Regions from separate parts of the Mus musculus genome. Here all the other regions are linked to region 6. A link is a loop called in an ENCODE intact Hi-C map of the cell type or tissue named here. Cell type or tissue: left cerebral cortex. All regions are shown on one strand. Links, peaks and the distances in the headings refer to the core of each region. The heading gives the core; the rest is flanking DNA.

Region 1 (4,451 bases), core at 242-4,241, 140 kb before region 6:
TTGCTATCTCTCCAGCTCCCCTGGTTTTTTTCTTAACTGAAGACCTCTAGGACTTAGTGTCCTTTTTCAGGGAAGCTTTCCCTTTCCCAGGTCTCTCAACATTCTGCTTGCTCTTTCCTTCTTCCAGAATACTATTCCTTTCCTTTCATGGGCCCATATTTTGCTGCAAAGTTGTACAGTGATCCATCAGGTTTTAACTTATGCCCTGCAGGTTACAGGAGGCGTGGGTGATCCTATGATTCAGCAAAGAGAGCTCTGGTCTTTAGAGACTGAGGATCTATCTTTCCTCTGGGATTCATTAGCTTTGAGACTTGTATAATCCTACTGTCTGGGCAGCAGTGTTCCCATAACAAAAGGCCAACTAATCTCCAAGTTCTTCTTTAATTTTATCTTGGGTGTGATATTGTCTGATGGTCTTGTTTGTTTATCCTTTTGGTAAATCCAGGCATAAGAAATAATGAGCAAATTCTTTATTCCCCTTAGGCCTGCACTCCACGTTCTGAGGAGGAGTCCTTGAAGCTACTGAGATAATGGAACAATGGAGTAGATAGTCCATTATAACTCATCTGGGATTCTTCTCAACTTCAAGTGACCACAGGTTGGTTAAGGGGCTTAACAAGGCTAGGAAAGTCAATTAGGCCTAAAGTTTGTAAGTTGAATGGCAGGGTTTATGCTTCATGTTATTAAATTCACTTCACAGAAGAGCTATCTGTGAGTGAGAAAAGACTTGCTGAAAGTTAGACAGTTTGTTAGGGTGTGAGGTAAGTCTCTTGACTCCTATTCCTTTTTTGTTTGTTTGTTTGTTTATGCCTGTGGCTATAACTTTGACCATAGAAAAGTATCAAACTCAGGACCTCCCAGCTAATCTATTTTTTGTCTCAGGACATTTATTTGAATTACCTTAGACCCTTGACTTTGTTGGGTTAAGAGACTTTTGTCCCCACTTATTCTTAAATGTTTGCATCTATGGGTTTGAGAAGGGATGGGATGATTCTTCACTCAATTCCCTGAGATTTGGGTGGGAGCTGAGTGGGTAGGGACCACAATTTTCTCTCTCTGATCCAGCAAGTATAGTACAGCTATTTAAATTTGCTAACATGTAGTGTTCTGTTTTGTTCTAAAAACAGTTTCAACTTTTTCTTTTCACCCTTCAGTTTTATCCACCTTTTCTTTTGTTATTGTTATTTTCTTTTATTGTTGTTTTGAAATAAGGTCTCACGATATCTGGCTTAAAATTGTAGTCTTCATACCTTTGTCTCTCTCTGAAGTGCTGTAATCTCACTAAACTGCTTCTTTATTTATTTCTTACTTATTTTTGAGATGGACAAGGTCTCATTATGTAGTTCTGGCTGGCCTGGAACTTGCTATGTAGATCTGACTGGCCTTGAACTCACAGATATTCATCTGCTTTTGCCTCCAGGATGCTGGGATTAAAATCCTGTGCTAATATGTCACATTCACTTTTATTTGTTTGAAGATTTATTTGTAGCTGGGCAGTGATCGTATCTGGCCTCTAATCCTATCACTTGGAAGGCAGAGGCAAGTGGATCTCTTAGTTTGAGGCCAGCCTGGTCTACAGAGTGAGTTCCAGGACCACAAGAGCTACACAGAGAAACCCTGTCTTAACTACCCCCCCCCCCCCCAAAAAAAAACCCAGCACATCTTTATTTGTATATGTACATGTTTGTGTGTGTGTGAATGTATGCTCACATATGTTCCAGTGTTTGCAGAGGCCAAAACAGGCTGTTAGATCTCCTGTAGCTGGAGTTACTGATTTTTTTTTTTTTTGGGTTATTCCAGACAAGGTTTCTCTGTGTAGCCCTGGTCTGAACTCACTCTGTAGACCAGGCTGGCCTCGAACTCAGAAATCCACCTGCCTTTGCCTCCCAAGTGCTGGGATTAAATAGTTACAGATTTTTATGAGCCTCTCACAGTGGATACTGGATCCAAACTCTTGTCCTCTGATAGAGCAACAGTGTTTTTTGTTTTTGTTTTTGTTTTTTTAAAGGTATATTTTTTTTCTTTTTTTTTTTTTTTTTAATTTATGTTTTTTTTTTTGAGACAGGGTTTCTCTGTATAGCTTTGGCTGTCCTGGAACTCACTTTGTAGACCAGGCTGGCCTCGAACTCAGAAATCCACATGCCTCTGCCTCCCAAGTGCTGGGATTAAAGGCGTGCTCCACCACACCCGGTTTAAAGGTGTATTCTTATTTTATTTTTAAAATTTTTTTAAAGATTTATTTATTATTATATGTAAGTACACTGTTGCTGTCTTCAGATGCACCAGAAGAGGGCGTCAGATCTCATTACAGATGGTTGTGAGCCACCATGTGGTTTCAGGGATTTGAACTCAGGACCTTCAGAAGAGCAGTCGGTGCTCTTAACTACGGAGCCATCTTTCCAGCCCATCAGCAAGTGTTTTTAAGCATTGAGCCATCTCTCTGTCCCTTATTTCATTTTTATTTAAAATAATATTCATGTACACATGCAACACACACAATTAAATTAAAGTTTGTTTTTTTTTTAAAGAATTTTTGTTTTTAAAGGTTTATTTATTTATTATATATAAATACACTGTAGCTGTCTTCAGACACTCCAGAAGAGGGAGTCAGATCTCATTAGGATGGTTGTGAGCCACCAGGTGGTTGCTGGGATTTGAACTCGACATTCAGAAGAGCAGTTGGGTGCTCTTACCCACTGAGCCATCTCACCAGCCCAAAGTTTTTTTTTTTTAACTTTAATTATATGTGTATATGTTTATCTGTGTGGGTTTATACACACCAGTACAGTTCCCACAGAGGCCAGAGAATGAGTTGTTGGATTCCCAGGAGGTGAAGTTACAGGCCATTGTATACTAATTGATGTTGGTTGCTGGGATTCAAACTCAGGTTCTCTAAGTTACTAACCATCTCTGTATTACCTAAAAACTTAAAAAAAATTATTACTATTTTGTGTGTGTGTGTGTGTGTGTGTGTGTGTGTGTATGTGTGTGTATGCCTGTTTGTCTGTATGTATACCATGTGTGTATGCAGTACTTGGTAGAAAACAGAAGCATGTGTTAGATCTTCTGGAACTAGAGTTGTAAGAGGCGGTGAGCTGCCCATTGTGGGTGCTGGGAACTCAGGTCCTCTATATGAGCTCAAAGTACTCTTTTTTTTTTTTTTTTTTTTTTTAGATTTATTTATTTATTTTATATATATGCGTACACTGTAGCTGTCTTCAGACACACCAGAAGAGGTCACAAACACAAGAAGAGGGCACCAGATCTCATTACAGATGGTTTTAAGCCACCATGTGGTTGCTGGGAATTGAACCCAGGACCTCTGGAAGAGCAGTCAGTGTTCTTAACCTCTGAGCCATCTCTCCAGCCCCAAAGTACTCTTAACTACCACTGATCTATTCCTCCCTTTTGTATTTTTTTTAGACAGGGTCTCACTGTGTAAACCAGGCTGACTTTGAACTCAGAGCTCTGCCTGCCTCTGCCTGTGGAGTGCTGAAATTAAAGTATATGCTACCACATCTGACTAAATAAATAAATAAATGAATGAATGAATGAAATTAATAAGGGCTGAAGAGATGGCTCAAAAGTTAAGCATGCTTGCTGACTGCCCTGTCACCCATGGGCATCTTGCAACTGCCTATAATTCTGTTTCTAGGTCATCTGACACCAATATCTGATGATATCTATGTGCACTAATATACATGTGGTACTTGACCATACACATAGACGTGAATAAAATGATTACAGTAGAGCTGGGCGTGTAGCTCAGTGGTAGAATCCTGGCCTAGTGTGCCAAGGCCCTGGGTTTGATCCCTACCACCCTGCACCCCACCTACAAATAAAGAAAATGTGACCTGAGAAAGTACAGCTTAGAAACATGTCCTGCCTACATTGCAGGTTGCAGCAGTTTGGCCTCATGTCCGGGTGACCTGTTTTCTGTTAGGAGGTCATATGTTATAGTATCATACAGAGGTTAGCGTGGTTACATTCTTGCTCCAAGTTCTCCCAGTTGGTTATGATGCCCACAGATACCCAACTAGTAAGGCATGTGTATGGGTATGTAGAGGCAACTTAAAGGGAAAGATGAGAATACAATAAAGTAGAAAAGATAGAAAGTAAGGAAGTGAAGGAAAGGAAAACCCTGAAAGAATAAGGCAAAGAAAAGAGAAGACATGATTGGTGAGAGTCATCAGCCCTCTAGCTATGTGAATGGGCACTAAAGACAGGAGCAGGCAAGACCATTTCTGGGTTGGGTTTGGATTTTTTTTTAAGTCGCTGGCTGTGGTGGTACACACCTTCAATCCCAGCACTCAGGAAACAGAGGCAGGCAGTTCTCTAAGTTTGAGCCTAGCTCGGTCTACAGAGTGAGTTCCAGGGTAGCCAGGGCTAGAGAGAGGAAACTGTCTCAAAAGACAGAGAAAGAGAGAGAGTGCAAGAGAGCGAGCAAGTGA
Region 2 (4,451 bases), core at 339-4,338, 210 kb before region 6:
CATCCCATGGGCACTGTACCAGCATTCACCTCTCTGCTTCCTGACACTGGTTGTGATGGGACCAGCCACCTCACACTCCTGCTGTCGAACCTCTCTGGCTGTCATGCCTTTGCTACTGTGATCCTATACCCTTAAACTGTGAGCCACACAGGCCCTTTTTTCCTTAAGCTACTTTCATTAGTATTTGTCCAACAGAATTCTTAGTACCGGTTTCCTGATTTGTCAGGAGATGAAAAGCTCCATGCTTTTTTGAGGCATCTTGATTATGTAACCACTAGAACCCACCTAAAAAAGGTTCACTCTGGGTTTGGGAGGCACTCAAACCCAAACTTGTAATCTCAATGCCAAAAGGGTAGCCACCCGCTCTAGTCTAATTGGCAAGTTTCAAGTTTTGATGAGAAAACTTGTCTCAAAAATCCAGTTGTGGGTGGGCAGTGAGATGGTTCAACAAGGAAAGACACCCTTCCCAACAAACCTGATGGTCTGAGTTCAATCCCTGGAGCTCATGGTAGACAGAGAAAACTGGCTTCTGCAGGGGATCCTCTGACACTGCACCCTCCCCCCAACACGTGTGCCATAGGCTGCATGTGTGCACGTGCAAACACACACACACACACATTCTCTCTCTCTTTCTCTCTCTCTAAATTAAAACATATCAGGACTGGAGTGATAGCTTAGCAGTTAAAAGCATTTATTGCTCTTTCAGAGGACCTGAGTTCCATTCCCAGCATCCACATGGTGGCTCCATCTCCCCAGTTCCAGGGGATCTAACACCATCTTCTGGCTTCTTCATGTACATACTTATTGTACATACAAACATGCAGGCATAATACTCATATACATATAACAAAATTTAATAGAATGTTTTAATAAGCAAAAAGACACACAGACAACAAAGACGAAACACAGTCCTGAGAAAACTTGTCAGTTCACCTCTGGCCTCCACATTGCTTTCAAATACATGTATATGCCCCTGCACACATAAGCCCACAACACATCTGTACACGCTAAACACTGAGGTTTAACATTGGCATTCTACAGTCAAATAAAAGTAGGCAGAGCCAGCTGGGTGTGATGATCTGCAGCTAGACTCTGACAGAAGAGACCATTCAGAGTCTTACTCATAGGTGGTGGTGCACATCTCTAATCCTAGCACTGGGAAAACAAGCAGTGGGATCTCTGTGAGCTCCAGGACAGCCAGGGATACACAGAGAAACCCTGTCTCAAAAAACATAAAAACAAAACTTAGTAACACTTGGGAAACAGGTAGTTTGACGTCTATGCTTTCTAGGTTGAGGAAAGCCACTTATAGTGACTCTGTCTCAAAACCAAAACAAAACAAAAATATCGAAAAAAAAAGTGAATATAAGTCTTTTCTATTCTAACTCTATTATAATTGTTTTGTCTTTTTTTTTTTTTTTTTGCTTGTTTGGAGTTCCTGTTTTTTGGTTTTGTTCTGTTTTCTTTACATGTATGTTTATGACTCTGTGTGTGTGTGTGTGTGTGTGTATGCACCATATTAGTGCAGTAGATCACAGAAACTGAAAGACTGTGTCAGGCTTCCCAGATCTGGAGTTCCAGGTGACCATGAGCCACCTGTCATGGGTGCTTAGCGCCAGCTCAGGTTCTCTGGAAGAGCAGCAAGGGTTGAGCTATTTCTCCAGTCCTCTTCTTTACATTTTTGTTTTTTGTTTTTGAAAGCTATATAGCCAGAGTGACCACAAACTCAGAACCCTGCCTCAGCTCTAAAAATGCTGGCTTTATAGTGTCCCACCTTGCCTAACAACTCATTTAATATATATTATTTAACATTTTAGAAAAAATAGATTTATTTTATTTGAATGGGTATTTTGCCTGCGGGTATGTATACATCCACATGCATCCCTGGTATCTACAAAGGTCAGAAAGAGATAGTCAGACCTCATAAAACTAGAGTTATGGATGGTTGTGAGCCATCATGCTGGTACTAGGGACCAAACCTAGGTCCTCTGCAAGAGCAACAAGTGTTCTAAACTATGAACTAAATTTCTTTTCAAGTTAACCAGTGGTCTTTCTCTCAGAGCCAGGCATGCTGACGCACCTGTAGTTCTAGCACTCGTGGGACAGAGGAAGGAGGAGCCCTAAGGGTTGAGGTCAGTCTGGTCTCTGTAGTGAGTCAAATCCAAACCCTGCCTGTGCTACAGAATAAGACTATGTCTAAGCAATGTCCAAAGCTCTGTGCTTCTCCGTGGAGCTCTAGATGTTTATAATGTCTAGATGTCTGCTGGAATTAAGAAAAGCTCTGAGCTCAGCTGCCTCCCTGAAAATCTGTTGACTTTTTCTTATTTCAAATTACTTTAAGAGATTAGGATGTTTTCTTATATTTTTGTGTGCCCTGGAGTTATGGTTAGGCTGATGCTGATTGGACCTGCAGCAACCTAACCCTATAATCTTAGCACTCATGTCCTGGCCATGCAGGGGAAAGCAGCTTCCTGCTTTGCTTAGACTGAATATAGCTAGCAAGTGCGTGGGCATAGAGGCCAGGAGTCAGTCAAGTGGAGGAGGCAACCAGAGGCTCTTTAGCTCTTCTGGCATGTTCTCATTTCATACGACCTTCAAGGGGAGAAGTCTGCTCTGGTGGTGGCTGCACAGCTGGGGCTCTGAAAAGTCATCCTGGGTGGAGAATAGGAGTGTTACACGCTAGGGATGAAGGACAGGCTGATAGAGCCCGTGGCCTTCGAGGACCCATCAGTCTTTTACCTTTGAATAAAGAAACCTCAAGGGAGGGGTGGTGGTGGTATTACATCTTATTTGGTTGGGAGAGGAAACATGTATGCCATGGCCAGTGTGTGGCAGTCAGAAGACAACTTGCAGGGATTGGTTCTCCCTTTTCACCATGTGGGTTCCAGTCAGGTGATCAAGCTGTGCAACAGCTGCCCTTACACACTGATGTCTCCCCAAGCTGCCCACACCAGATACTTAGGATCACAGCCCATCCACTCCTTTCCTTCCTCCTGTCCTTGTACATCAAGAAAACAACCATGTTTATTTAAATGACATTCTTCTTTTTTCTGCAGGCAAACCAGAACCCCTGGTGTTCCACATTCCTCAGTCCTTTTTTGATGCCTTGCAACAGAGAATATCCATAGGAAGTGCAAAGAAGCGGCTCCCCAACTCCACTACAGGTGCGGGGGTCTCCCTGGGGAAGAGTAATAGTAATTGTGACTAGAGAACTATGTGTGGGAAAAATCTCTGTGGAACTTTCAGTGTTAGCATGTCTGGGCAAGTTAATGGGGACATGAAACTTTTGGCTATTAGCTCTTAGAACAGTGAGTATCCCTCCAAAGACAGATACTTCTCCCAGTTAGAGTAAATGGGAACATTCAGGAGATGTTGGCCTGGGAAATGATGAGCAAAGACTGGTTGATACTTCTCAGTGTGGTACAGTTTCCACAAAAACATCTGAAGCCCCAGCAGCCAAAACCTAAGGAGGTATCCATAGATATGGTATCTGTCAGTATGCAGATGGAACTGAGACCCCACTCTCTCGGCAGAGCCCTAACTGATATTCAAGACATGATTGTTCCTTAGCATCTTCCAGTGCGTTTCCAGAGGGGAGCTTTTCAGAAACTTTGGTCTAGACAAAGCATTTCCAGTAGTACATTAAGACTATAATTCCAGCTGGGCAGTGGTAGTGCATGCCTATAGTTCCAGCACTTGGAAGGCAGAGACAGGTGAATCTCTGTGAGTTAGAGGCTAGTCTGGTCTGTAGAGTGAATTTCAGGACAGTCAGGGCTACACAGAGAAACCCTGTCTCAAAAAATAAAAACAACAACAATAAAATATACTTCCAACCTGGCATGGTAGTACCTTTCATCACAGCAGACAGGAGGCAGAAGCAGTTGGATCTCTTAGTTCGAGACCATCCTGGTGTACAGAGCAAGTTCCAAGACCACCAAGCTACACAAAAGAAACTGTCTCAAAAGGAAAAATAAATAAATTAAAAAGATATACACAATATATATTCCTTAGCAAATACTAATAGAATGAGCCTCCACCTGTAAGATTGAAACGAAATATCCTCAGAAAGTTCACAGGGGGGCTGGAGAAATGGCTCGGAGGTTAAGAGCACTGACTGCTCTTCCAGAAGTCCTGAGTTCAATTCCCAGCAACCATCTGTGATACCATCCAATTTCCTCTTCTGGTGTGTCTGAAGACAGCAAAAGTGTACTCATATAAATAAAATAAAATAAAATAAAATAAAATAAAATAAAATAATTCTTTAAAAAAAAAAAAAAAGGTTGGGCATGGTGGCGCACGTCTTTAATCCCAGCACTCGGGAGGCAGAGGCAGGCGGATTTCTGAGTTCAAGGCCAGCCTGGTCTACAGAGTGAGTTCTAGGACAGCTAGGGCTACACAGAGAAACCCTGTCTCAAAAAAAAAAAAAAAAAAAAAACAAAGAGAGAGAGAGA
Region 3 (4,451 bases), core at 146-4,145, 200 kb before region 6:
CAAGTTTGAGTATGGTCACCACCGGAATGGACATGTGGCTGACTACCAGGACCCAAGGCCACCCATGGACCAACCTTTGGAGCTGGCCCCTCTGACTACTATCACTTTCCCTTGAGGCAAATCAAGAGTATTTTGCAGAGTTTGCACATCCCAATCCCTGAGGACTATAAATCCTAGTAGCACTTATACGATCCCTGCTAACGAACCACACTTGGCTAAGATGCAGTTACTCAGCCCATCCATGTGTGTTCTGTAGAAGAAACTCTTGTAAATAGCCTTGTGTGTACAGTCTTCATACAAGTCGGGCACTTATTTCTGACCAGAGTTTTAGAAGAAACAACAAAAATCCAGCTCACTGGCTTCTCATGGATTCACCTGCAGCTTGTTTTTCTGTAATTCTCCAAAAGTCACAGCACTGGATCTTAGCCAACAGTGTTGGAAAGTTAACGATGCCCTGGGCCGAGCAGGGTCCTCTCTCTCTGCCCAAGAGCTCCAATCACTCTTTATTCTGATAACAAAATAAAGTACAGTGTCACTAGTTTTTCCAAATGGTGCCATTGATGTCATGATTTTACAATTAGAACCTGTGGGAGAATTTATCTTGTCAACAGGAAAGTAGGCAGTGCCAGGGGATCAGCAACACATATTCACCACCACCTCCACCCACCCACCCCACACAACAAGGTTTCTCTGTGTAGCCCTGGCTGTCCTGGAACTCAGTAGACCAGGCTGGCCTAGAACTCAAGAAATTCATCTGCCTCTACCTCCCAAGTTCTGGGATTAAAGGCATTTTTAAATTTATTGTTATTATTTTATCATTATTATTATTCAAAATTAAGAGCAGCTGAGCACTCGGGAGGCAGAGGCAGACAGATCTCTGAGTTTGAGGCCAGCCTGATCTATACAGTGAGTTCTAGGACAGCAAGAACTACAAAGTGAGAACCTGTTTTTTTTTTTTGTTTTTTAAAAGCAGCTGATAAAATTCAAAAGTTCTAGGTTCACTCATCCTAGAACTAAGATGGTGGAGGAAGTGAAGATTTGCCTTCTAGGAGAGGAGGAAGCATTTTCTACACACCTGCCATGACTTCCCTTTACACTATCATGCCAGTCAGTTTTCCCACTGAGTCTTCATTTTTCCCTGGGTTCTAGGAATTACTCTTCCTGAAGTCTCACTGGGGCTACAGATTGAGTTCTACACAGTACTAAAATTATGTTTAGTTTACTTCTACGTATATATTCTTTCAACTTGAAATACATTGGTTTGATATGCAGGGGTTTTTTTTCTCTCTCTCTCATGCTTTGCCAACATGTATATATGAACACATGGGTGCCTGGTGCCTTGGGAAATCAGGAAAGGTTGTTGGAGCGCCTGCAACTGAAGTTAGGGAGGATTGTGAACCATCATGTAGGTGCTGGGAACCTAGGTCCCCTGGAAGAGCAGCCAATACTCCTAACTGCTGTACCATCTATCTCTCCAGCCCCTTGATAGGAATGTCTTATAACTGATAACTCTGTTTTAATTGTAAATGACGAAACACCCAGCTCCAACCTGCTTGGAGGGGGGGGGGGGTGCCTTGTGTTTACAGTAAAGGCTGGACAAGCACCTTGTGGAAATGGGGTGTGGCCAGGCCATACAAGCCCTTGGGACAGTTCTAGCCAACTGTCCATTCAGTTGGGGCTTAACTTGGGGCAGGCCTGTGACTTTGATATTACCATTTTCACGGTAGGGCTTGATGCACAGTAATCTGTCAAACCAGTACTTATAGGACTCACTCTGGGATCTTGTTGAAATGTATATTCTAGCTGGTCACTATGGTGCACACCTTCAAGGGCAACCTTGTCTACATAGAACCAGGTCAGCCAAGGTGAGACCCCGTGTCAACAAAAGTGTCTATCTGAATTGTAAGCTTTAAGGCAAGGTCCAAGACCTGCATTTCTAGGAAGCACCCTGACACTGTACGAAGTGCTATGTGAAAAACTGCCTTTCAAATAACAAGGTTGGTTCCCAAAAGGATTTGTGACTTCCTTCCTGCCTTCCCTTCTACGGCTTGGTGTGGGTCCAGCAGCTATGGCTGAGGCCTGGACTGCGCTCCTGAATGACTCGGGATACTCGGGATACTCTGGACTAGTTCGTAAACTCCACGTCTGCATAATGACACAGAGCATCACATGCGATCTGCTGATGTGGCTGAAGATGGTGCTTTCTGGCCCATCCTGAGACACAATTTCGGTTAATGACAAGGGCAGAGAATGAGTATGATCCTCAAACTTCCCATGACCCGCAGCGCGACCAAGCAGCCAGGCAGTTTCAGGAGACCAAGTAGAGCAAGTAAAGAAGCCACGTTTCTGCCCACACCGGTAGAGGGGAGAAGCCGGAACAGCACGCGGTCACGTGGCCCCGCGAGGTGACGTCACCACGCTGCCGCCGCACGTCGCTTCCAGCCACACCGCCACTGTTCTTCCGCCAGGCGGCGCCGCAGGTTGGTCACGCGCTTTGTGCACAGCCGCGCTGGCGCTCCGGACACGTCACCACCTTCGCGTCCTTTCTGGAGAGCGCGGGAAGGAGGGCGCTGCGGGTGGTGACGTCACCGGGGTTCCCTGCGAGCTCGCGTGGGCGGGGCTGGGGACGTGGCGACCGCCGAGTGTCGAGCTGGAGGGGAGGAGACAAGGGAGACGAGGGGGATGGGTAGGGGAGAAGGGCCGAAGGGAGTAGGAAGGGGTGGAAGATGTAAAAGAGGTGGGGGGTAGAGGAAAGTGGCTGAAGATGGGAAGGGGGTGCGGAGAGGGGGTAGGGGAGAGCCGGGAAGGAAGGAAGTGTGGAGACGAGGGGAAGGCCGGAAGAGTTGGGGGAGGGGATTGTTTAAGGGGAGAGGCGAGAAGGAGGGGTGGGAGAGAAAGGAGGAGATAGTAGGAGGGACTTAGAAAGCCTGCCCTCCTTTCCCCTCCAACGCACCTTACACTAGCACAGCTCTTGAGGCCTCCAAGGTGTCTGTGGCTCCTTCCCGCAGTAGACCTTCCTCCAGGGCAGCCACGTTCTGCCTCCTTTAACCACCATCAATCACCTCAGGAACAAAAGGAATGGTACCTCAAAAGACTTGGTAGTCCCTAACCTTAACCAAACCCGGGAAGGTTTTGTGTTCTGTTCCCTGACTGTTAATAGAAGATTTTCCTCTTTACCGCCCCAGTAAGCCTCGAGCCCTCTGGGTGGCAAAGGGGTTAGAAATGGGACCTGCTTCAGAACTCAAGGTGGGTACCAGAGTTTACCCGAACACCAGTCTAATTCTTTGTCACTGGCGGCACAGCACTGACGAGTGACCTTGAGGTACCCTTTTGCCCCACAGTCCCTGACTTCCAGAAAGAATGGAATAAGAAGCTGAGGTCTGGGAACCATCATCTGAGCTGAGAAAAATGGATTCCCTGTCCCCTTAGTAGGGACAGAGTTGAACTATGGCTACTTCTCCAGCTCTTATTAGGGTTTGGGCCTTGTGCAGAGTGAGTATCCAGCTCCTCCTGGAGGGTGTAAGGGATGCTGCGGCCGCCCGGCCTGCCTGCCTGCCCGCCATGGTCTCCTTTGGTCACTCCTGTCCTGTTTATTAGGACAAGGCTACCTTGGGCTTCAGATGAAAGACAGCATTTGAGGTATAATAAAAAGTAAGAACCCAGAGGGGAAGCAGTCCTTCCTTCATGGCCTTCAGCAGGGTGGGCTAATAATAGAAGGACTCTGTATTAGCGTATTTATCGGGGTCTAGCAGTAGTCACCCCTTCTGGACCTGTTATTCCTACAAACCCACAATGCCTGTTCTCCATGCTCTGAGCACAGCATCCTGTACATAGGTCTTACTAGAGAAGGCTACAGGCTGGAAGTTGAGTTGACACACAGCTTTTTAGCCCTAATTGTCTGGTCTTTTAAGATAGGGTCTCACTATATAGCCTAAGCTAGCCTCACTCTTGGGATGCCTGAGCCTTCTAGGACTGGAATTACAGGTATGCACTGTCCTGATCTCCCCTCTGGTCAAGATAATGGAAGAAGTGTGGGGGCAGACAGTTGAATGTGTGGGTGTTTTGTAGTAGTTCTTTGGAGCCCAAGTTTTTTAAGTAGATGCTTTTTTTGCTTTTTGTTTGTTTGTTGTTGTTGTTGGGGTTTTTTTTTTTGGGGGGGGGGTCAAGGCAGTCTGTGTAACCCTGGGTATCTATAGACCAGGCTGGCCTGGAACTCAGAAATCCGCCTGCCTCTGCCTCCCAAGTGCTGGGATTAAAGGCGTGCGCCACCACGGCCCTGCAAGTAGATGCTTCTTGACAGGCAGCTTCTGTCTCATGTCCAGAGACTTTCTGAGCCTAGTTGATAGAACCTGTGTAGATAGAACAAGACCTTTCCTCCTGCCTTGGCTGGAAAAGCAATGGTTCCTATCCTGAGTCAGCCATCGTGCTGTTGGGACCTGTAGGCACAGGCC
Region 4 (4,425 bases), core at 1-4,000, 140 kb before region 6:
TATCTTCCTCCAGCTTGTCGATGATCATGGCGAAGGCCTTAAAGATGGCATTGGTAGGCCCAGTCAGCGTGATGATCCTCTCCGGGCAGTTCCCCTCCGAGATGTTGATCCGCGCGCCGCTCTCCTCGCGGATCCTCTTCACCGACTCCCCTTTCTTCCCGATGATGCTGCCTACTTCCTTTCCGTGCATCAGCAGCCGAATGGTGAGAGTCACGTTGAGTCCGCTTTCAGTCACACCGGCGTCCATGGCGAGCGGCGGGCGGCGTTCGGGAGTTGGGCTCGTTACGTGGTCAAGTCCTGGGCGGCTGGCGGGGGAGGGGAGGAGTAGGCCCGAACTGCCGGCGCGAGGCGAGCGGGGGGCCGCAGGAGCGGGCGGGCGCGGGCGGGAGGCCGCGGCGGCGTCGCAGGACTGGCGGCGGCGGCGACGGGGGCGAGCGGGACCGGGAGCGGTCGACGGGCGGGTGGGCGAGGGCGCGGCGGTGGCGACTCCGGCGGCAGCCTCGGCGGTCTGGGCGGGGCGGGAAGCCCGCTTTCAACCCCGCGTACCCTCTGACCCCGGAAGTGCTTTCCGCGCAGGACCCCTAGGAGAAAAAAAAGAGGACCGGCTTTTTTAGGTCACAAGACTGCGCCAGCGCGCGCGACCCTTGAGAAAAATAACCCGGTGGCACCGCCGTCGGGTTGAAAACGGACAACGTGGGCAAAACTGGGGACCCGGCAGAGATTGAGAGGGAGCACGTGTTTTGTTAACCCTAGCGGCTCCGGCAGGGGACTGGGAAAATATACTGGTTTTGTGCCGGGGACAGATAATTGTTTCCCGGTCCGCCCAAGGATTCGATGGCGGAGCGATACAGGCATCGGCGGAGGCCGCTGCAGGCGGGAGCTAGGCCGCCGCGGGTCGAAAACGTGCGCGGGAGGGGACCAGGGCGCATGCGCGGCAGCGAGGGGGGGCGCGAGCGGCCCGCGTTGGCTTCCGTGGGGGGAGGGGCGGCGAGGCGAGGCGCGGCCCGGCGGCTGTGCACGCGCTCTGCTGGGCACGTGGGGCCCCTTCGTCCCCGGCGTCCGGGCGCCTGGTCCCAGCCCCCACCTTGGCCTCCGTCCGGCGGCTGCGTCCGCGACGCAGAGAGACTCGAGCGAGAGTCACCCGCCCCGGCGAGTGCCGCTCGGGCTAGTGGCGTTAGGAACGGGGGCCGCTGGAATGGCGTCCACTTACATAATGCTTTGTTTGCACTTGGTCGGCTCCGGTTAGGGAAGCCCTCGGAGGCGCTACCTCCTGCCCTCGTGTTTTATGTCCCACGATAGTTCCCGAGACCTTAGAGGAGCGGTGCGCACTGACGGCGTGCCGGCATGGCCCCCCGCATGTCCGCGCTGGCTCGCCCGCCGCCTGGACCACGCTTTCGGGAGGCGGCCAAGCCTGGGCGCCGCCGCCATCTTGGGAGGTCGCCCTGACCGAGGCCTCCCGCCGGGAAATGGCCCTCGAGACGCTGGAGAGCGCCTTGTGCTTTCTTTGCCGGCTCCTCGTGCCGCCGCCATAGTCAGCCTGGAGGAGGTCGTGTGAAGGAACGTGTTGTTTAATACTTGGCCGAAAGGACCAGCGTGGCGTTCCTCACCCCACCGCCACCCCACCCCCGAGCGGGGAGGGCTGGCGGCCATGTTTCCCAACAAAATGGCGACACGTGTCGCCATCGAAAAATTGGGCCGGGTCTGAAAGCTCTAGAATGTGCCTTTCATCAGTCTCAGAATTTCCCATAGGATGAAACAGCAAGAGGTGCTTTTGGAAGAAAGTTAATTCCCTTGGTGGGCAGGAGAATAAATAAAATGCAGGCCTGACACGGGATTTTTAAAAAACTGAGTAATGGCAGGCAGGTGTGTGCCTGTGTGTGTGCGTGCGCGCGTGTGTGCACAGTATGTAACCAAGTACCCAAGCATCTAGAAAAAATTTCTAGTTTTTTTCTAGATGTTGTACAGGTGGTGCTGTAACTGATTTAAGATTGTTATGCCTAATAAGCCATAGAATGGCAATGTCTCACTATTCAACTGTCCAGTGATCCTAAAGTTCACAGTTATGTCCACTTTTCCACCTTTACAGTCAAGAGGAACAGATTGTGGGTGTGGGTGTGCCACAGCAGATTCCATTCTAAACATTTTATCCCATGCAATATATATTTTTTTTAATTGAAAATTCCATGAAGTGGGTATTTATTTCTCTTTCTTTTCCCCAACAGAGCAAGACAATCCCAGAGAGATGAATGAAGTGAATGACCCAAGGTTACACAGGATGGAACCTATATCTTCTGATTTCTCTACTGGTGAGCACCTTTTGCAGATTTTTTTATTTGAATCAGAGTTTTAGAATTTAATTTTGCTGAGCTGGTTATCAGACATAGGATCTCTAACTTTTTAGCCAAGCTGTCTACCACTACGCCACAGTTTTGTGTGTGTGGTTTTTTTTTTTCAGTGCAGAGGCACTGAGCTCTGGATCCTCCTGTCTCACTTCACAAACACTGGAATGACAGGATGTGCCACCACTGGCATGTTGAGGGCATGGTAGGAAACACCTTTAATCCCATCACTGGGGAAACAGAAACAGGTAGATCTTTGAGAATTTGAGGCCAGCTGGGGCTACAAAGTGATACCCTGTTTCAAAAAAAAAAAGAGAAAGAAAAGAACTGACTTGTGTGAACTTGTCATTTCTAAAGGAGCCACTCAGAACCCCCCCCCCCCCCCCCCCCCCCCCCGCCCCGCACCTGTTTGTATGTTCCGTGCCTTCACTTATTCCTGGTGTTAGTGACATTTGTTTAGGCTCAAATATTATTTTACAAAGCCTCTGGATGAGGACAGGAAGAGGATGTGATTCAGGCTTGCCCAAAAGTTCAGTATCTGTTCATCTGGCCTCATCTGAGGCCCATTTCCCTCCACCTGGCTCCAAGGGAGCAAGCGAGCAGTTCCCTAGAGACTTGCTTTCCTCAGTTGCTTGTGGATGGATTTCTGGTTTCTCCATCCCAGTCCTTTAAGCAGATAAAATAAGTTACTTTACCTGGTTCCAATCATCTATTTCTCTTTAAATATTGACAGAGCATGGAGGAATATTAGATAAATCATAACTTGTGACTCCTCAAACCATGCGGCCTTCACTATTCAGTGTATTCAATTAAGTTCAATGTAGGTCATAAATCAGCTTTTTTCGTAAAAGCAGCACAGATGCATGTGGTATGGAATTATAATTACAGAGAGGTTATAACCTTCATTTAAATTTGTTAAATACTCATGGAAATGAGTGTATAGTTAGGTATGTTTAAATTTATTAAACTCACCTGGTCTAGAAGGTGAGGGTACTTCTCAGGAATAGACTCAAGCTCCCAATTAGGTCAGCTATTTCTACCCATAATTCCTAAAATCATGTACTGAAGTCTGCAAATAGCTATTTATTAGGCTCACATTTAAAAATTAGGTTGGGTTTTTGTTGTCTTGTTTTAAGACAGGGTATCGCCATGTAGCCCTGGCTAGCCTGGAACTTCTTTTGCAGACCAGGCTGGCTTTGAACTCCGAGCGATTCATCTGTCTGTCTCTGCCTCTCCAAAGTTCTGGGAATAAAGATGTGTAGCACCACACATGGCAAGCAAAAGAAGACTTGGGGGTTTTTTTGTTGTTGTTGTTTTTCAAGAAAGAGTTTCTCTGTGTAACAGCCCTGGGGCTGTCTTGGAACTTAGTCTATAGACCAGGCTCAGCTTGTACTCCGATGTAGGTAGTGGATAGCGCAACAAACATGTACTGGAGTGGCTGTGGCTGTGTGGGTGTCGGAGAGAAGAGCTTTTTGATTGAAATTACATTTAGATCACATGTCAAACTTTTCTTTTTTCTTATATATTTTTAAAATTTTTGTCTTTTTTATTTTTTGGATTTTTTTTTTTTAAGATTTATTTATTTATTATATGTAAGTACACTGTAGCTGTCTTCAGACGCACCAGAAGAGGGCATCAGATCTCATTACGGGTGGTTGCTGGGATTTGAACTTTGGACCTTCGGAAGAGCAGTTGGGTGCTCTTACCCACTGAGCCATCTCACCAGCCCTGTTTGTTTGTTTTTGAGACAGGGTTTCTCTGTGTAGCACTGGCTGTCCTGGAACTAACTCACTTTGTAGACCAGGCTGGCCTCGAACTCAGAAATCTGCCTGTCTCTGCCTTCCAAGTTTTTGTCTTGTTTTGTTTTGTTCTTGTTTTTGTCTTTTGAGACAGGGTTTCTCTGTATAGCCTTGGCTTATTTATTTTATGTATGTGAGTGCACAGTAGCTGTCTTCAGACACATCAGAAGAGGGCATCAGATCCCATTACAGATGGGTGTGAGTCACAATGTGGTTGCTGGGAATTGAACTAAGGACCTCTGGAAGAGCAGCCATCTGTCCTGTCCAGCTGGTGTCAAACTTTTCAC
Region 5 (4,451 bases), core at 169-4,168, 130 kb before region 6:
TTTTAGGCTGTTCAGATGAAGCTAGTAATGTTGAGAAGCAATCAGTATGCACAGAGAACTCTGATGTGGATTTCACATGCATTTGTCTTATTTAATCCATAAACCTGTGAGTAGTCACTCTTGTTTTATAGTGTGTGAAGAGGGTTAGGAGGCTCACTACAGCCACATAGTTAGTAGTGATAGATCTGGGATTTGAGCAAAGTAGTCTGGCTCCAGAGTCCCTGCTCTTAGCCTCTGTACCCTGCTGCCCTATGCACGTGTATAGGTGTACACGTGCAGTGCTGGTTGAATACCCCACATCTGACTGAGATACTAAGGACTAAAAATATTTTTTATTTCTTACTTTTTTTCAACATTTGCAAGGTTTCTTTTCTTTCTCCACTCTCCCCACTTCCTTTCTTTCAACCAGTTTAGCATCCCCTAATCCAAAAAACTCAGAAAGTATGTTGCATACTTCTGTGGTATAGGAGGCAGTAAGGGACTGGAAAGATGGCTCAGTGGGTTAAAAACACCGTTTTTCTTTTCCTGAAAAATGGGAAGATTTTGGTCACTAGGAATAAAAACCTACAACAACTGTGCTCGACTTTGTCCCAACTTACACCTAGGACTTCACTTTTAGCCTTCTTGCTCTTATGTAGTAAACAAAGTGCTGGGTTTAGAGGGTCTCTGAGGTCCTTTTGAATGCTGACTAAGCATTAATAGGAGGGTAGCACTACTTAGCACCTGGGATTGGAGCAAGACACTTGTAAAGTCAAAGGCGGTCTGATGTTTCAAGGCATTGGAGATGCCAACTTTCAGAACAAAGAATGAGCACCCTATGAGCAAGGCAGCTCTGGCTCTTTTTTGAGGCTTATTGCCAAGGGAGCTCAGACTCTGGTCAGTAACAGCCAGGGACACTTTGGCTGAGGTTTCAGTAAGGACAAGTAAAGCAAGCACGTCCCCACCCCCTTCCTTTTCTTGTCTTTTCAAACTGTTGGTCTTATATCCTTCTGTGTGTGCAGCACTGTTTTAAGTACTTGACTAATATCCTATATATCTTTATAGTAAACTTAGGAGAGTAGTGATGCTAAGTAACATCTGCAGATAACAAAGCTGAGGAAGGCAGAGTTCAATAATGTGTTCACATTTGCTCAGATGGTAGTGTCCCATCTGTGCCCCTAGCCGCTGGGTTATATTGTTTGGGGGACCTGAATAAAGCAGGAGAGAGAGAGTCTTCAGTGTTGTCAGTGACTTTTAAGTTCAGGATGATGATATTTTAGAGTCGAAAGAACCTTGGAAGTGTTTAAATGGTTTCCTTTCCTGACTGCTGTCCTTTACAGAGTTTCCACTTTCCCCTGACAGATGCCTGCCTGGTTCTGTTCCAGGCTTCTACTGAGGGCAGAGGGCATTACTTTACTACCTCCCCAACTCATTTTTATTTTGAGATGGTTTAGCTCTGTAGCTCAAGCTAGCTTGGAATTCCTGGTCCTTCTGCCTCAGCCTCCCTAGTACTGGGAATATAGGCATGTATCATCATGTCTGATTTATTTCCTTATAATATTTTTCTCATTGGCAAAATATTTCTCTTTTTTTTTTTGAGACATGGTTGGTTCTGCTGCCTAGACTCTACAGTCTTGTCTTAGCTACTAAGTACATGGGATCACTGTGACGTCAGGCTCTGTTTTTTGTTTTGACTTGAAATTTAGTTGAGATGTCTCATTAGTTTTAGGCTAGCCTGGAAGCCCACAGTATTAGTTCATCTTTCACAGGCAGCTTTAGCTCTCTCACCTCTAAGAACTTTGCAGCCACAGCTAAACAAATGTGTGTCACTTCTTATCATTATTTAAGTGCAAAGCCTTTTCCACCGTGGAGAATGAATCTTAGGGTATGAAGTCCTCAGCTTGGAAAATGAATGGAGGTGGAGCCTCTTCCATCTCACAGAAGCTGGGGGATTGTAGTGAAGACTCTGCTGTGGGTTTGAGAAAGTCACAAAATGGCTGGAAGTTACTTGGGCTCTTGGCAAACTGCATTTACTTCACTACGCCACTAGGTGATGAGCAACTCAAAGACCTGGGCAGCAGGGACTGCCGTTTAATGGCTGTCTGAAGTCACAGGTATCTTCACTGAAAGATGTTAAGGATGCTGAGATGTACTCCTTATATGCGTTGTCATTCTTGGCGTCTAGCTTTAAATACTAACTTGAAAATTTCTTTGAGTGGTTTTCATAGGAGAGGGCCAAGAGTGTAAATTAACACTTAAATGGAGGGCTGGCAAAGTAGCTTAGAGAGGGATCCATGGGCCTTAGAGGGTGGCAGGAGAACCAACTCCCACAGACTGTCTTTTGATACATGGCATAGCACACCCCCCCAATAAATAATAAATTTTAGGAACTGGGGGTAGGGACCAGGAGTGGGGGGTGACAGTGATTGGGATATAAAGTGAGTAAATACATTAATGGAAAAATACATTTTAAAAAATAATATTTAAACTAAAAAGCAGAAAGCAAGTGAATTTCTGGAGGACAATGTGATGTTTTCACATATTGTGTATACTTGTGTTCAAATTGGGTTGAATAGCACAATCTCCTCAGACATTAATCTTTTCTTTGTAGTGTGAAAAATTTCAAACTCTTCTAGCTTCTAGAATATAGGGCATATTATCACTCTTTGTAGTCTTTCTATTTATATAATATAGCCCAAACTGTATTCCTTTATAAAAATTTTTATTTATTTATTATATGTGAGAACACTGTAGCTGTCTTCAGATACACCAAAAGACGGCATCTGAACTCATTACAGATGGTTGTGAGTCACCATGTGGTTGCTGGGATTTGAACTCAGGACTTCTGGAAGAGCGGTCAGTGCTCTTAACTGCTGAGCCATCTTTCCAGCCCCCAAAACTGTATTCCTAATTGTAACCTCTCCACCTCTCATTTCTTTCTCTCTCTGGCTGCAGACCACCATTTCATTCTTGCTGTTATGAGGTTATTGTTTCTTACTTCCATGTGTGGGGAGACTGTACAGTGCCTTTACTCTCATCCTAGCTTGTATCATTTAATGTAATGATCCCCTGTTGCAGTCATGCTCTTGCAAATGACAGATTTAAAACCTTTTTTTGGGGGGGTTTTGTTTTGTTTTGTTTTGAGACAGGGTTTCTCTGTATAGCCCTGGCTGTCCTGGAACTCACTCTGTAGACCAGGCTGGCCTCGAACTCAGAAATCCGCCTGCCTCTGCCTCCCGAGTGCTGGGATTAAAGGCGTGCGCCACCACGCCCGGCTAAAACCGTTTTTTTTTTTTTTTAATTGACTGAAAAGTATTCTGTAGTATAGTTTACATTTTCTTCCTTGTTCCCCCTCTGACTGTTCCACTTTCTTTCCTTTTCTCCTTTTAAAAACAATGTTGTTTCTTTCTCTTTGAGCTGGGGATAGGACCCAGGTCCTCATGGATGCTAGGTAAGCATTCCACCAGAGAGCCCTGGCTTGCAGTATGCAGTTGCTGTCAGTGCTGTAGTGAACATGGGCTATTGATGTCTTTTTCTTTGTGTGTGTCTATCTTTTGGTCTGCACAGAGTCTTCCTTATGTAATCTGACCTCAGAGCTTACATCTTTCTGCTTTAGCCTGCTAAGTATTGGGATTATCTGCATATCTCACCATACTTGGGCCCTGTGTGAGTAGTGTCTTCACCGCGTTCAGTATTCTTTACTATTGATCACAGTCTATAGAGTAGCTTTCTGGCGTCTGGGTTCCTAGTGATGCAGCATGTGCCAGTGGCCTAAACTGGCCCTTCCTCAGTCCTTTGTAAGCAGCAGCCTATTATGGCTAGGAGCTTGTGAATTTTATTTATGCCTTGAATTTTTTCATAGAGTGGTAAGGTATGCCTTAAAAAAAAACAGATTTATTTTATGTATGTAAATACACTGTCCCTGTCTTTCAACACACCAGAAGAGGGCATCAGATTCCATTACAGATGATTGTGAGCTGGGAATTGAACTCAGGACCTCTGGGGGAACAGTCAGTGCTCTTAACCACTGAGCCATCTCTTCAGCCCTGAGGTGTGCTTTTTTAAAAAGTAGCCTTGAATTAAGAACTTAAAACTTTTCTTGGTACAGATGTTTCCCAGTCTTCTTATGTTACGGGTGAGGAAACTGAAACTGAACCCAGAAAAGTGCAGTGACATGTCTTGAGTCACAGCTAGCCACAGTGGAACCTCAGGCATATAACCCAACTCCTGCTGAGCTGTCCTCTGGTATTGTCACTTCACAGCAAATGGTCACTAGGAATAAACTGAAAAGTTTTTACTGAGACAGGAATTTTGCCACCCATTAATGGGGAATCAGGAAGAGGTAGTAATAACTCTTTATACTCAAAATGTGGCCCATTTGAAGGATTCTGGATCCCTTTGCCCTGATGTCCCAGTTATTGGATCCTCCCTGTAATTCTCAAACTCAATAAATCCAGAAAGTTGCTTCAGCT
Region 6 (4,451 bases), core at 207-4,206:
CCTCCGTTTGAAGGCATCTCTGTCCTTGCTGTATGGCAGCATGGAGGCATACCCATGTTCAGCTTCTAAAAAACCGAGGGGTCCCGTTAATAAGTGGGCCCAGAGCAACTGACACCCTGTCCCCGCGTCCGTCTGTCTGTCGGAGTCCGGGACACCGGGCGGGAGCAGGCAGGCGGAATTCTGAGAACAATGCCTGCTCTTTCCTGGCGTGGACGCCCTCGGTTCGGAGCAGGTGTGGAAGGTTCCAGCTGCTCGCCGCCCCCCGCGCTCGGCTTTGGGGCGCGGGCTCGGGGGTTGGCGCTCGCGGCCGGCCCGCGCCCCAACCACCCCAGCGGCCGCCCGCCCGGCCCGCAGCCCGCCGTGCACCTCTCTCCCGCCGCTCCAGGTAGTCGGCCGCCTCCAGCAGCAGCTGGATGTTCATCCCGACGGCTGTCGCCATCCTGCACCCGGCGGGCCGCCTCTCCGTGCCCGCGGGCCACCGGCCGGGAACACCGAGGAGCCGCCGCGCTGGCCAGCCAGGAGGGGCAGCGATGGGACAGCACGGAGACAGGAGCCCAGCCGCCACCGCCGAGTGTTTATCCCGACTCGCCGCCGCCCGCCCCCGGCCCCGTCCCTTGACAGGCCCGCGGCGGCGGCGTGCCTCATTGGGCCGCCCGCGGCCCGGCCCGCCCCCGGCCCTCCGCGATTGGGGAAGTGCCCGCGGCCCCGCCCCAGAAGCCCGCTTCCCCCGCCGGTTGGCCGGGCTTGACAAGGCCCGGGCTCCGCCCCCCACGCCCCATTGGCTGCAGGACTCGCAACTCCGCCTCGTGCTTCAGCCTGCCTCCCATTGGCTCTACGCCGATAGCCGGGCCCCCTTGGGCTCTCCGGGTATTGGGCAAGTACAGTATAGGGAATGCCGCTGCGCCCGCGCCTCATTGGCCTAATCCTCGGAAACCTCCCGGCTACGATGACGTCACCTCTCTGCCCAAGCAGCGGCCCACTCCCGTGCTGCTGATTGGCTACAAGGCAGGAGGGCAGGGCGGGTCCCCGCCCACTGGCCGCCGACCTGTTGCCCACTGTCTCCGGGGAGAACTTCAGGCCTAGCTGGGGACCTCAGCAGATGGTGGCACCTAGCTCCCACCCCAGGGGTTGGGGGAAAACAGCCGGCTCCCGTATACCACACTCGCACCGAGTGACCTGGTGCATAGAGTAAGGCTGAACCCGAGGCCATCCCTTCCATCCCAGAGGAAAACACTTCAGAGCAGGCCTCTCCCCAAGGCCACCAGCACCCACAGGAAAGCTCACTTTGTAAACACAGGTCCTTGAGCATCGCGACTTTTGAAATGAGAGCTTATTCGAGACTTACAGTGTAATGTCAACATATTCAATTTAAATGGCAGGAATAAAGCTAATGGGTAAGAAGTCTGAAAACTGAAATGAGCAGGGGAGTTTAAAATGAAACGTATGAGTGTTGTCAGTATACAGTTTTAGCTTTCTCTGTATGCATATGTCAGGTAATCCACCTAGAGGGTTCCCATCCCTCAGGACAACCTGTGAGGGTTGTCATCCTTAGTTACATTTGCACATGAAGAAAGAGGCTCAGAGACAAATAACGTTCCTGTTTCCCCTTGGCTTGGAGAAAGACCTGAACCCCTGTAATCTCATCCACAACTGCCCAGGCAATCCTCTGACTTATAGTTATACAAAAACAAGACGAAACAAAACAAAACGATCCCAACAACAATAACAACAACAAAATGGCAGGTATCCAGAACTGCAGACAGCCACAGAACTAAATTCAAACCGCCATTACACACAACAGATTTGGGTGCGATGGAGAGGCCATGTTCCTGGTATGTTCAAGGATCCAATCAAGGGCTCTATGCTGACACACACACTGAAGGCAGTTTTTCATGAGGACATGGAACTTGGAAATGAGAATGTGGAAAAGAACCACTTGGAATATTTTAAAATTGTATGCTGTTTGTTAAATAAGGTTAAAAATTAAAGTATCATATGCAACTATTAAAGTAACCAACTTAATATTCATAAAATGCTTTGTTTCAGCCATTTTAACATCTTGGGTTCCACACTTTCATATTTCCTCCCAAGTTTACTGTGAATATATAACATCTTTTCAGTCTTCTCTTTCTGCTCTCAGCAACTTATTTCAATCCAGTCCTATTTCAGGATCATAATTCTACCCCTACAGTCACTCTAACGGAAAAGCCACACATTTCTTTTTAAAGGGGTGGTCAGCGTTTGAAACCCAAGCCAGAGAGACTATTTAAAGCAAGTAAGTTAAGCACAAACACGTCTAAATTCAACTCCAAACAAAAATACTCAATCACATAAACACCAGAGAGACTAAGAAATATGGCAATCTCCTTTCTTGGTGGCAAGAATAGGATTGCTTACACCAACTAGGACTTGCAGTTAGGAACAGAGTATCTAGCGCCATCTACTGGCAGTGAAGCAGTAAGTGGAAAACAAAGGGTGAACCAGCTCAGTCCTCTCCTATAACCCAACATGGTCAGTCACTATGGAAGCATGAACTGCTAAGTAGGCCTTGCCTCCCAAACATGAGAGTTCTAAAATGTGTGGGCCCCAGCTCTACGCCAATAGTTTAATACAAATGATGCATGTGATAGCACAAGAAAGGTGCTTTTCAGCATGCAAGATAAAACTAGGAACTGAGTAGTTAAATGGAGAAACCCAACTGTATGTATGACATGGTTGTCTATCTAGTCACTCAGTCCCACAGTCTGGCTCCCGGCCTCCCATGGCTCCAGCTGGGTGGAGGTCATTGCCAATGCTGAGCTCATCTCATATGGGACCCAAGGGGCTGCTTTGTAGAGCACCTCAGAACTTCATCCTCCACAGCACTCAACTGCCTGAAAGGCCTAGGCTGTGGGAATTAAAACTCTCTTCACAACCAAGTTTATAAAGACAGTATGAGATGAATTTTGTCTTCTATGTTTTTGAGGAATTTATGTCATTTCTTGGTGTAGCAAATATCCAAACAGGACATTTTTGTTTTAATATGAACCCTTTGCTGATGTTGCTTTAAACATTCAATGTCATGGCTTCTCTCATCATGACATTAGAATCTTCAAAACTTCTAATAGAGAAACACACACAAGCACACATACACAAATGTATATTCACCCATATACTATATTGCACAGAACACAGAAGAGGGTATCGGAGCTCTTTCAAGGTAGATTTAACTTACACAGGCACTGAAAGCTCTACAAGGCTCCATATTAATTCAGCTGTAAAATTATCTCTGGTTTTTTTTTTTAAGGCAAAGAAAAAGCAGGGTCTGGTGAAGCACAGCTATAACCCCCAGCACTCGGCACTGGGGCAGGTACCAGGTCCGTGACTTCTGTGTAAATGGGGCTCAGGGCTGGAGAGCAGGCTCAGTGGCTAACAGTATACTATACTAGGTCTTGCACAGGACCTGGGTTTAGTTCCCAGCATCCACACCAGGTGGCTTACAGCAGCCTGTAACTCCAGTTCCAGGCGACCTGATGCCTCTTCTGGTGACTGCACACACATGGTACACATACAGAAAAGGAGTCACCTATACATACATACAATTAGAAATCAGTAACTGTTAAAAAGGGAATCAGTCTTATCTCAGTTAATGACTAAAATACTTTCCAAAACCAAAAGACAAAAACCAGAAGAGGCTCAGTGAGAAAGCTGACAGCACTACATTCCAATTCTAAAGGCACCAGGCCCTCCACAGGGCTGGGGGGGGGGGGAACGGACAGCAGTAAACACGGCAAGCCCCACCTCTCAGAATCAAAGAGCCAGCTGGCAAACATGGTCGACCTAAGCTGTGCTAGGTGCGGTGAAGGGAAGCAGAGGTGGGCATGGAGGGCAGGTACACCTCCTACACTGCAGGGAACAGACAAGCTTCAACAGGTCATTATCAGCCCAGCACTTTTACTTCTACATAGACAGGCCAGGGAATTGAGAATAAACATGTGCTCACTGGGAAGGCAGGGGCAGGCAAGCAGATCTCTGTGAGTTTAAGCTCTAGGACTGCCAGGCTACAGAGAAAGACCTGCCTCAATAAATCAATAATAAAATGTGTTTATATAAAAGTGTACTAGTATCCATGGAATATTTTTCACAAAGGCAAAAGCATTCTAAATGCCATCTGCTGTTGTTGAAGTATAAGCAAAACAAGGTATAACCTCAGGACGGAGTATTAGTTGTAAAAAGGAAGGGGACACCAATGCACAGTGTGGATGACACCGAGTGAAAGCAGCCAGACAGAACAGCACATGGCTCTACTTATAGCAAACACCCAGAATAGGCACATACTACAGACAAGGCGTATGTTAGTGACTTGTGGGAGGAGGGTTGGGAATAGAGTAGTAAGAGAGTTCAAGGTTTCTTTGGATGATGAAAAGACTCTAGATGTGCACATACTAAAACCGCTGCCAGCTTTAACAGAG
Region 7 (4,451 bases), core at 277-4,276, 230 kb before region 6:
AGGAACAGGAATATGCAGGCCTGTGAGGAAACACTTGAGGAGGAGGTCCACTAACTAGCGGGCAGCTGGCGTTGCCTGATACCACTGGGACATACAATGCAATGAATGGCTTAACTTAATATCCTGTTTTTTGTTGTTGTTGTTTTTTGTTTTTATTCGAGACAGGGTTTCTCTGTATAGTCCTGGCTGTCCTGGAACTCACTTTGTAGACCAGGCTGGCCTTGAACTCAGAAATCCGCCTGCCTCTGCCTCCCAAGTGCTGTGATTAAAGGCGTGTGCCACCACGGCCCGGCTTTTTGTTTTGTTTTGTTTGTTTTTATCTGCTTTTTTTGTTTTGTTTTGTTTTTTGTTTTTTTTTAAATGTCAGTTGAAAATTGCAGCCTGGGAGAGCTTGGTGTGAGGACACCCAAGTTGGCTGGTTCTGAAGACAGGGAGGTGAGGATCACAAGGTCTTTCATGAACCACTGCACACTTAATGAGAAAGGAGAGAAACAGCATCCAGAAAGATGTTGTCTGCATGTCTCTCTATTGGAGGGCTTGACATTGAACTATAGAACAAAGGAGAAACACTTCCCAATGCCAGGCAAAGAAATGAGGGTTGATGCTCTCTGGTCACCACTTGAGGCAGTTGCTAGGAACTAACTAGCCATGTGATCCAGGTATAAATATGAATGCTTTTGAACTTAACAGCAAATAAAAATTGTGGCGAGAGGAAACATCTCTTTTTTTAGTTCCTTCAGTTTCTGAAACAATATTAGAAAAATCTGATCCCAGAAAAGGGCCACTGTAACGGAGAAAAGTAAAATTTGGCTAGAGCAAAGCAATTGTGCCTACAGCGCACCACCAGTAGGTGTCCAAGCTATGGGAACACACCGGCCTCACCTAAGGCACCATAGCTTTCCGAGTGTTTCTGAAGTGCGGTGGTGGCACATGTCTTTAATCCCAACACATTGGAGGGAAGAGGCCCGCGGATCTATGTTCGAGACCAGCCTGATCTACAGAAAGAGTTCCAGGAAACACAATATTGGTGCCGGGGATTTACGATTCTGAAGAACAAATATACATAAAGTCTATTTCGGCTCTTTCCAAGGGGGGAGTCGTTCAATAATGTGTAAGAGCGAAGCGAGAGAAAACCATACAAGCTCAGGCGAGCTCTGCTTCCGATTCCAGTAAAACTGTTTTCAGCACAGAATTGTTCAGGTTCGATGTACTAGGGACCACCGGGAAGCCCTTGCTGGTGTGTTCTGTACGTTTAGGTAAAGCCACAAAGTGTCAGCACCCTGAGCCTTCTCTGTAGTTTTCCAAAAGAGAGCACTCCCCTGAAATACTACAAATCCCATGGTGCCACTTCAGCGGAGGTGAGCGGGCCCTTGGCGCACGTGGGCTGATCTGACCAATAACGACCGTCGTTACAAGCAAACAGTTTGGACGTGTTTGTAAAAGTCCGTTTGTAAAAGGAGAAGAGACGCGGCGAGGGTCGTCACCAACGAGATTCCTAGAGTTGCGAGGCAGGTAAGGGGGCAAAGTGGGAGAGGCCAAGCACCGGCGGAGCACGGCTTAGGGTGGGAACAGAGGCGGAAAAAGTGTTCGGGGAACTGCGTGTCGGACTGCTGACATTTTTGCTGGGCCCTCAGTTTGACGCCGCCGGAAGTGGGCGTTTTGCGCAGGATGCCGGGAAGCGGGTCGCATGGGAAGTGCGTTTTCCAGCCGGCCGTTCCCGGAAGCTGAGCTTAGGCGCGCTCCCCTAAACAACACCGAGGAATTGTGGCCCGGACTCTGTTATTTGACAGTGACCGGGCTGATTCTACAATCAGTAAAGGTCTGCGAGCTGTGACGTCTCGATCCAACCAGACAGTTTTATTCCTAAAATGGGTAAATAGCGCCTCCACAGGATCCCTTGTGTGAATGCATGCACTCGAATACTTCTTTCTTACTTGGGGCGGTGTTCACGTGCCCAAAACAGCGTCCCCACACCGACCAGCTCAGCGGCCGCATGGGACAGGGGGCAGCCTACCGCGCCTCGGGTTCCCTCAGCCAGCGCCAGGCGCTGCTCACCCTCTTGCTGAGAAGAGACAATCATCGGGAGACCCTTCAGGTTTCCAGCGGAGCTCCTTCACAAGTCGCGTTCCTTGTGTATCCTTTTTTAAGACAGAGTCTGCAAGCCGGGCGTGGTGGCGCAGCCTGTCATCCCAGCACTCGGGAGGCGAAGGCAAGAAGATCTCAAATTCCAGGACAGCTAGGCTACATAACAGACCTTGTCTCAAAAAGAAAAGAACAAACTGGGTATGGTGACGAGCTCCTTTAATACCAGAACTCTACAGGCAGAGACTGGCGAGTCTCTGAGTTCGAGGCTTCCCCGGTCCATCCCAGGACAGCCAGAGCGATACAAAGAAATCCTGCCCCCTACCTCCCGCCCCACCACACCCCAAAAAAGGAAAATAAGAAAAAAACTCTGTAATAATTCGTAGTGATACATGTTTTCAAATTCGAATAGTAAAAAAAATGAGATTAAACCTCCATTTCTCGGGTCTCAAATTACTGCTGAGGAAATAGACAACTATGCTGTGTCCTTAAAGTCTTTTCTAAAAAAAGATTTTTGTGTATGCATGTGTGTATATCCAGTGTGTCAAAGGAGTTGGACTTCCCAGAATTAAGAGTTTTAGGCAGATGAGCCCTGATGTTACTGCTTGGAACCAAACTTGGGCCCTCTAAAAGAGCAATACACACTTTTAACCACTAGCCATCTCTGCAGCCCCATTTTCCCCTTTCCTTTCCTTTCAAAACCAAGCATAGCATACACAAAGCACTAAGCTTTGTTACTGGTATACAGATCTCAACTGTTTTTAATGGCTTTACAGTCGCATCTTACTCAGCACACTGTACTTAGTTCTTTAATGGAAGTCCTTTTCCTATTCTGCAGGTACAAAATCTCATAGAGGGATATCTGTGATTTGGATGCCAGCCTGGTCCACATATTGAGTACAGCCAGGTGTACATAGTAAGACCCTATCTTCAAAAAAGAGGTGGGAGCTGGAAAGACCACCCAGTAGTTAAGAATACATACTGCTCTTGCAGAGGATCTGAGTTGAGTCCCCGGCACCCATGTCTAGTAGCTCACAAGCACCTGTAACTACAGTTCCAGACATATGCAGTGCAGCCTGTTGGCTATGGCTGCCTGTACTCATATGCACATAGCCTGACACAGGAAATAGGTTTCAGCCCCTTTGGAAACAGTTTTTCAGGTTCCGAAAATGTTAAGTGTACAAAGGAAATAGCTATGTTTACTATGATATTTACATTTATTGAAATATATGGCTCAACACTGTGGTCCATACATGTAGCCCTATCACTTAGGAGGCTGAGATAAAAGGATTATCTAGAGTTTAAGGCCCGCCTCAGGTACATAATAAGTTTCAGGTCACAGAGTAAAACCTTATCTTAAGAATAAATAAAAGAAATAGTAGCCGAGCGTGGTGGCGCACGCCTTTGATCCCAGCACTCGGGAAGCAGAGGCAGATGGATTTCTGAGTTCAAGGCCAGCCTGATCTACAAAGTGAGTTCCAGGACAGCCAGGACTATACAGAGAAACCCTGTCTCGAAAAACCAAAAAGAGAGAGAGAGAGAGAGAAGGAAAGAAAGAGTACATGGGTCTCAGTATATATATGGGGGGGGGGGTGGTCTTACTGGGGATCAAGTCAGGGGTCTTCTCCAGACTGAGCCAGTGTTAGAACTCGGCTGTACTGCCTTCAACCCTGTGCAAGTTTATGGGAAGACATTTTTCTATACAAATACTTGTCCCAGTGATCTGAGCTCTGTGTATTGTAGCCAGAAACTTGGGACTAAACTAATATTCTGTGGCTGATAAGTGGACAAACAAGACATGACTTACCTATACATTGAAATACTGAATTTAAAAAAAAAAAAAAAAAGACTTTACAGGGATTAGAGAAGTGGCCCAACAGTTAAAAGTGCTTGCTTCTCTTCAGAGTTCCGTTCCCAGCACTCTGGGATGTCATTATCAGGCAGCTTTTCAACTGCCTGTGACTCCAGCTTTGAAGGATCTTACACCCTCTCTGGCCTCCACAGGCATTTGCATTCACGTGTGCATATACAGGCAGATACACAACTAAAAATAAATCTTAGGAAACATTTTAAGGAACTGGGTGTAGAGGCTTTTATCTTTAATAATTAAGCTAATCCCAGCACTCAGGAGGCATCTCTTTAGATGCCAGTCTAATCTACATAGGCCAGTCTGGTCTACATAGTGAATTTCAGGCCAGTCAGGATTCCTTGGTGAGACTTTGTTCCAGAAACAAAACCAAAATACTATGTGTTTTATTTATAAGCTAGTACAAATATTCATGTATATGTGTATTTGGAAATTTGTTTCTCCGTTGTGTATTATACATTCTAACTTACATCTAAATATTTTTTCAAGAATTACAAGCAAA

The links. A loop is a pair of places that touch in the nucleus more often than their neighbours do. Peaks named below come from ENCODE experiments on the same cell type or tissue, not always from the same donor. Only the 100,000 strongest peaks of a DNase experiment are listed, where the experiment ranks them.
Region 1: a loop joins it to region 6, with 5 times the contacts of the local background. A loop is called at or near these places in 34 of 42 quality-filtered maps.
Region 2: a loop joins it to region 6, with 2.8 times the contacts of the local background. A loop is called at or near these places in 7 of 42 quality-filtered maps.
Region 3: it touches region 6 in a loop (8-fold over the local background); 16 of 42 quality-filtered maps call a loop at or near these places.
Region 4: it touches region 6 in a loop (4-fold over the local background); 8 of 42 quality-filtered maps call a loop at or near these places.
Region 5: a loop joins it to region 6, with 8 times the contacts of the local background. A loop is called at or near these places in 37 of 42 quality-filtered maps.
Region 7: a loop joins it to region 6, with 2.6 times the contacts of the local background. A loop is called at or near these places in 20 of 42 quality-filtered maps.

What each region holds. Positions count from the first base shown.
Region 1 is chr6:86,531,710-86,536,160 of GRCm38, forward strand. 1600020E01Rik (RIKEN cDNA 1600020E01 gene) reads left to right here. Exons shown (of 5, transcript NR_037960.1): 3 at 484-598. Among named protein-coding and RNA genes, the nearest start is that of Gm38676, 5.2 kb to the left of the region's middle. In left cerebral cortex, for the core only: CTCF peaks have their summits at 2,282 (motif pointing right) and 2,528; no DNase peak of the experiment used is centred there.
Region 2 is chr6:86,454,760-86,459,210 of GRCm38, forward strand. C87436 (expressed sequence C87436) reads left to right here. Exons shown (of 10, transcript NM_001364557.1): 7 at 3,057-3,164. Among named protein-coding and RNA genes, the nearest start is that of C87436, 18 kb to the left of the region's middle. In left cerebral cortex, for the core only: no CTCF peak of the experiment used is centred there; no DNase peak of the experiment used is centred there.
Region 3 is chr6:86,469,840-86,474,290 of GRCm38, forward strand. C87436 (expressed sequence C87436) reads left to right here. Exons shown (of 10, transcript NM_001364557.1): 10 at 1-549. The coding sequence ends at 115. A430078I02Rik (RIKEN cDNA A430078I02 gene) reads right to left here. Exons shown (of 3, transcript NR_131126.1): 2 at 2,954-3,062; 3 at 438-2,650. Among named protein-coding and RNA genes, the nearest start is that of A430078I02Rik, 8.8 kb to the right of the region's middle. In left cerebral cortex, for the core only: CTCF peaks have their summits at 2,455 and 3,490; DNase peaks (open chromatin) are centred at 2,520 and 3,231; H3K4me3 peaks cover 1,903 bases; H3K27ac peaks cover 2,160 bases.
Region 4 is chr6:86,525,669-86,530,093 of GRCm38, forward strand. Pcbp1 (poly(rC) binding protein 1) reads right to left here and starts at 521. Exons shown (of 1, transcript NM_011865.4): 1 at 1-521. The coding sequence starts at 247. 1600020E01Rik (RIKEN cDNA 1600020E01 gene) reads left to right here and starts at 1,662. Exons shown (of 5, transcript NR_037960.1): 1 at 1,662-1,765; 2 at 2,223-2,306. Gm38676 (a long non-coding RNA gene) reads left to right here and starts at 3,096. Exons shown (of 2, transcript XR_869219.1): 1 at 3,096-3,738. In left cerebral cortex, for the core only: a CTCF peak has its summit at 1,627; DNase peaks (open chromatin) are centred at 288, 610, 988 and 1,605; H3K4me3 peaks cover 2,176 bases; H3K27ac peaks cover 2,586 bases.
Region 5 is chr6:86,543,386-86,547,836 of GRCm38, forward strand. All of the region lies in intron 3 of 1600020E01Rik (RIKEN cDNA 1600020E01 gene), which reads left to right. Among named protein-coding and RNA genes, the nearest start is that of Gm38676, 17 kb to the left of the region's middle. In left cerebral cortex, for the core only: CTCF peaks have their summits at 2,033 and 3,910 (motif pointing right); a DNase peak (open chromatin) is centred at 2,031.
Region 6 is chr6:86,668,570-86,673,020 of GRCm38, forward strand. Mxd1 (MAX dimerization protein 1) reads right to left here and starts at 590. Exons shown (of 6, transcript NM_010751.3): 1 at 367-590; 2 at 1-65. The coding sequence starts at 439. In left cerebral cortex, for the core only: a CTCF peak has its summit at 2,446 (motif pointing left); DNase peaks (open chromatin) are centred at 855 and 2,442; H3K4me3 peaks cover 1,028 bases; H3K27ac peaks cover 855 bases.
Region 7 is chr6:86,436,976-86,441,426 of GRCm38, forward strand. It overlaps C87436 (expressed sequence C87436), which reads left to right and starts at 1,699. Exons shown (of 10, transcript NM_001364557.1): 1 at 1,699-1,872. In left cerebral cortex, for the core only: CTCF peaks have their summits at 854 and 1,877; DNase peaks (open chromatin) are centred at 624, 929, 1,427 and 1,654; H3K4me3 peaks cover 1,887 bases; H3K27ac peaks cover 2,168 bases.